2 separate regions of the Homo sapiens genome follow, and region 2 is linked to region 1. Evidence: chromatin loops called from intact Hi-C (ENCODE). Cell type or tissue: Caco-2. All regions are shown on one strand. Each heading gives the region's core, and the rest is flanking DNA. Links, peaks and the distances in the headings are about the cores only.

The links. Hi-C counts contacts between places; a loop is a spot of excess contacts. Peaks named below come from ENCODE experiments on the same cell type or tissue, not always from the same donor. Only the 100,000 strongest peaks of a DNase experiment are listed, where the experiment ranks them.
Region 2: it touches region 1 in a loop (8-fold over the local background); 1 of 110 quality-filtered maps calls a loop at or near these places.

Annotation. Positions count from the first base shown.
Region 1 is chr7:147,007,005-147,009,940 of GRCh38, reverse strand. The region is part of intron 3 of CNTNAP2 (contactin associated protein 2); the gene reads right to left. Among named protein-coding and RNA genes, the nearest start is that of CNTNAP2-AS1, 89 kb to the left of the region's middle. In Caco-2, for the core only: no CTCF peak of the experiment used is centred there; a DNase peak (open chromatin) is centred at 1,220.
Region 2 is chr7:146,936,908-146,939,843 of GRCh38, reverse strand. All of the region lies in intron 3 of CNTNAP2 (contactin associated protein 2), which reads right to left. Among named protein-coding and RNA genes, the nearest start is that of CNTNAP2-AS1, 160 kb to the left of the region's middle. In Caco-2, for the core only: no CTCF peak of the experiment used is centred there; no DNase peak of the experiment used is centred there.

The DNA.
Region 1 (2,936 bases), core at 200-2,699:
GCTCTTCCACTGGGCAGAGCTACATAGAAATTTACATCAGTATGTATTTTCATATACATCTATATACATTAATAACTGTGAAAACTGTGTAGCTTCTAAAGAATCTGACTGATTTTGTTGAAACATTGTGACAGTCACACTCCAAAATTTAAGCTGATGACTTATCTCTTAAGCTCTAGGTAGAAGGAAGTCTATAGAATTTGCTGCTAGTTGAAGCTCTCATTAATGTTGGGAACTAGATTGATAAATATTCTACTAGATGTTGAGTTAAGCTATTCTATATTTTCCCTACTAAAACAAAAGCCTTATTTTTATCTGAAATGATCCATATTTATATGTATTTCCTTTCATTCAATTGAATTGCAAATTCAAAATAAACAGCTTGAAAAGTCCACTGGCTACTAATGATACCCTTTTGAAGGGAAATTATTAATTCAGCACAACTCCAAGTGAAATAAACAACACAGTTCTACAGCCAAGGTAAATGCACATATCGGACTAAGTCTGGATGAAAACTGTCGGTTGTCAAACTGCTACCATATAATAACCACCAATTTTGTTAGACATTATATGGCTTGATTTTTGTTCATGAGTCCTTTTCTCAATCAGACATTAGGTTTTTATAAATCTGATGTTTTATAAGCAGAATGGGGAAAAATCGGATGATTATCAGAACATTGACCTTAGTGTTTTTGAATTACTCCCACTACTAAATAGTAAGACATACATGTTAGCAAGAGGTGATACATTTAACAAAGTAAAGACAGATAGGTACACTTGACATGGAAACTTGCGCTACTTATATGTATGTTTGTGTATGTGTTTGTGTTTTCTATATATGCATAATCTAGATCTTTGGAAGGCATTTGTATAATTTTTCTATTTTTTAATGAAAAGCTTTGGAGTAATATTACCCCAAAATAGCCCAATTGAGCATTAAAAATATTTTGAACTTAAGGCAACTGAAAAAAAAAAAAATCCAAACACCAGAAGACCTCTCTGCCCTCCCCCTATCTACCTGAACACACAAAACAACTTCTCTTTGTGAAGGCTATGTCTCTCTCCTCTTTCTCAATTTTTGTATCAGAAAAAGAATAACCACTTTATCACCCGAGACAACAAGGTACAGAGAAAAAGTCCAGATAAATAAACCTTACGAACTAGGCTTTATCTACCATTAGTCTCCCTACATATTTGCCTTTCCACAATTTGCTGGCCGCAGAGGTTCAAAGTCCTTTTCTTTTGTTTTGCTGCTTATCTATAAAATTATTTTTGTCAGAATGCTATATAAGCCTACATTGTAACCAATCCTTTGAGTTACTTATGACGGCGTACTTACGTGTGTATGCACAATGTATGTCTTAAAAAACTCCTGTTTTTTTTATTTTGTTTGTTTTCTTTTGTTAACTAATCTTTCTTCAGTCTAATTTGCAGGGACCCAACCAATAAACCTAATATGAATAGAGGAAAAATATTTTTTCCATTTCCTAAAATTATAATTTCTTGAAGCAAACTGGTTCCCACACCAGGTATAGTAAACTAAAGTGTAAATTTTGAAAATGAATCACCATAGTAAGCGACCTCTTCTTGAAGTATTGTCAGATGAAGACCATAAAAATTATAGTTCATTCTCTCCTTATATATTAGAAATAATGGAAGATTTAGAACCAGCTGGTTCTCATTATTTTCTGCTCCTCCTTCCTTGAGTAGGTCATTCAATACGCTTATAACCAGGATTAACAAGTCACGGTCTTTCCTTATTGTTACTACAAATGATAGTTTAGAATATTTTGCTAATGGATCCTAAAAAAATAATGAATAGAATGTTAGGGGTTGAATAATTGGGTCTATTGAAAACGTGGGGCCACCCCAAATTAGGTGTTTCCTTAGTGGATAATATTGTGTTGATATGCAATAATGTATTAGACACTTGTCATATTAAATAATTTTAACAAGAAACAGGAAAATGAACTTGCACTTATTTTATTAGAAGCTTAGCTTTTCTTTCCATTGATGATTAGGGAGAGAAGTTCATTTATTTTATTTTAGTGTATTTTATTATGTCAAAAGCTATTAAGGAAATAAGTATTTTTTTTGTAATTTACTTATTGGAGAGTGAGTATGATTTTCTCTTTTGTTGGTGTGACTAAAGATAGTTCTGAAGTACTTACACAACCCACAACCAAGAAACTAGAAATTAAATATGCTCAGATATTTTAAGATATTTAATTTTATGAAAGCTGAATTTACATTAATTATAGATACCTTAGTAATTCTAGTCAGGTTATAGGAAACCCAGAAAAAAAGGTGGCTTTTTTCTTACTTACACAGCCCACAACCCACAACCAAGAAACTAGAAATTAAATATGCTCAGATATTTAATTTACATTAATCTGATGAAGTTAATGAAATTCAATAATATAACTATAATTATACAAAAGGTGGCTTTTTTCTTATTTTTTAAAATTTCATGACAAGTTACTGCATTTATTTGTATGAAGAAAAGCATTAGAGTAGGTAGCTAGATAGACAGGTAGATAGACAGACAGATAGCAGGAAAGAAAGCCCCAGAAGCTCTAAATACCTTGCACCACTTGGAATCAATGCAAAAAGAAAATTTATGCTCTGTGGTTAGAGCAATCAGAATTAACAGTAGCCACATCTGGGCTTATGGTTAGGCTTATCCAGCCCTCACTGAGACTTACCTGGCCCTAGCAGAAAAATCACTTCAATAGGGACTTTCCCCAGTAGCGAGCATGTGCATTTTGACTTGGCTCACCCTAAAGGTAACATTTTGCTCATCATAATAGTAAAAAACACACCCATGAGTGGGGATTTAAAATACTAATGAAACATGCGACATATGTACTAGTGTAGTACACATGTTTTGAGACCTCCCAAAATGTGCTTACTGGTAACACCTCTTTATGCCCATT
Region 2 (2,936 bases), core at 275-2,774, 70 kb after region 1:
TAACCTTTAATGCATTTTGGTTTCCCTTGCATTTCCATTTTATTCCTTTAGTTTTTTTGTAGGTGCTAAAACCACTAAGTCTTTGCTCAAAAGGAAACATTTTGTCTACTAAGTCTGGTTTCTATAACCATAAAATTGGGATGCTCTTGAGACACTGAGCCCCATCTATTACAGGCAAATTAAAAAACTGATGGGTTAAGAATGAAGTATAATGAAGGAAAAGAGAATCAAGGAATCAAAAAATTTCTTCTTCTCATGGGAACCGTAAAATCCTGAAAGGTAAATGGCAATCACATTCCCACAGCTATTGCAGTGCTTCTAAATAGATAATTATTTCAAACCATTTATTTTGCTGGAAAAGATATTTCAGAGAAAGAAGTAAAAATAAAAAAACCCGAAGTTTTAATGTCGCCTTCATTATTTATGTGTTGCTCACAAATGGATGAGAGGCAATTTTGAATTTACTGTAGGCACATTTGCTATATTGAATTCTCTATTTGCTAGTTATAGATGTGGACAAATGGATAAGAAATAGATTCCCCAAATGGAAAATGAGCTACACAGAAGAATTCAAAACGAACTCCTATTGTGAGTTTCTGAAACATACTATAGAACAAGAAAAAACATTGTAGACTGCCGCTTGCTTAGAGCTACTAGTAGAAGAAAAAATGCATTTTTTCTCATTTGGGGGTAGATTTACAGTTGATCATGTGTTTCTTTGGTCAATACCTAGCATTTGTTAAGTTTTCTATTTTTTCCTGGGTTGGCAGTGATAAATATTTTTCCTCCTAGATACATTATGAAATTATATTTTCTTGTAAATGTCAGGTTTCCATTTGTCCTACAGTAAAGGCTAGCCTGCATTGACAATGTCTTTCTGCACTAAAACTTAGATAGAAGGATGATGAATTTGTAAATTCACTTTCAATAATCACTCAATTCATCAGGATTGTTAGATTTCTGGGACTACCAATATCTAATGCTTGGCTTGGTATATCGTAAGCTCAATAAATATTTGTTGAATGATGAATAAGACAATAGATTTGAGCACACAAAATAAAAATGAAATGCGTAATTTTTTGTCCCTCGAGAAGCTGATGGGCTAATAAGGAATATACAGAATAATAAGATTAGCAAGACATTTCAAAAATACTTTACAATATTTTAACGAAATATTTTTACATGGCAATCAGAATAAAAATTATAAACATAATACCCTAAACAGAATCTAACATTTAAATTAATAAGTGATGGAGCATTAATGAGAAATGTTTCACTGTAACATGGATGTGGAGTGGAGGGATTTGTTTTTGCAGTGATGTCATTCTTAGAAGCAGAATACAATGTACAAAAGAAGTAGTTTTATATATTATATATACATATATATGTGTACATATGTATACACACATGTATACATGTACACACATATATGTATATATAATATATAAAACTACTTCTACTTCTACTACTTATATATTATATATGTAAATATACAGAGAGATATATATAAACACACACATATAAAGCGCTGTATCTATACTTATCTGTGGATTGTAATTTTAGGACGCTCTTAATTTATTACGCCAAGGGGAAAGTTAAGCTTTGGAGATGAGTCACATAGTATGTGTGCAAGTTCAGCTTCTTAGATTATAGATTTACTCTCTTCTTCATTGTTCTTGCTCTGTAAATGACTAGGGGAGACTAGAGATCAGACATCTTACCCCTTCAATTCACTTATCTTTGTTATAGATTAACTACCTCTTTTATTGTCATGTACCTAACTCAGACCAGATGGTTCAAACGACCTCATGACTGTTACATCTTCAGGGTGGAATGTTAAATATACCCTTCCTGAAAGAAAAATACAGTCTCAACTAATCAGATCATTGTAAATATGCATCCAGCCTTGTACAGAAAGATGTTGAAATTCTTTTTAGCTTCCTTAAACTTTGTCTCTATAAACAACCCTAAGCTTCTACCATCAGAACACTGACTTTTAGTCTTTGTAACCTGTGCTTCCTGAGTGGCTGTCTTCAAACTTTGTGCTTGAATAAACTCTTATTAAACTAGATTCTAACCCTTTTTAATTATTTTAGGTTGGCATTATTTATAATTACAACATATTCAACACCATCTCTCTTACACGTGCATTTTTTTAATAAAATAAAAGTAAGAGCAAGAGCCAATGGAAGTTTCCAGGGCAGGTGTCAGGTACTTTACTACCAACCTTTGCAGCCTTGTCCCAGCCACTTTTTATAAACCAAAATAAACCACATAATTTCAGGCAAGTGCCCCTGTGAGAAAAGCTTGTGAGAAAAGCACTACCCATAGCAAGGTTTCCTCTTCTTAACAGAAATAAAGAAATCCTGGAGTTAACTCTAGTGAGAACAACTTAAACTTTAAAATATTCATCATTTTGAAAGTGTACAAGTATTAACAGTCGGTTTTCGCTTTTATTTATTTTATTTTATTTTATTTTTATTTTTTTTTTTGAGACAAGAGTCTCACCCTGTCACCCAGGCTGGAGTGCAGTGGCGTGATCACAGCTCACTGCAAACTCCACCTCCCGGGACTACAGGCGCGTGCCACCACACCCTGCTAAGTTTTTCTATTTTTTTTAAGTAGAGACGGGGTTTCACTGTGTTAGCCAGGATGGTCTTAATCTCCTGACCTCGTGATCCGCCTGCCTTGGCCTCCCAAAGTGCTGAGATTACAGGCATGAGCCACTGCGCCCGGCCGGTTTTCACTTTCTAAATCCCTCGATGTGAGAACATACTTTGGGGTATTCCTAAACACTGTTTTCAAATAAATTAAATGAAGCTTTTATTGATCTTACAAAACTGCCAAAACCAACCTAGAACTCATGTTCATGAACACATTTTATTTTATTTTAAATTTAAAGGAGTTTAGTGAAGCAATGAAACCTTCGTGAATCA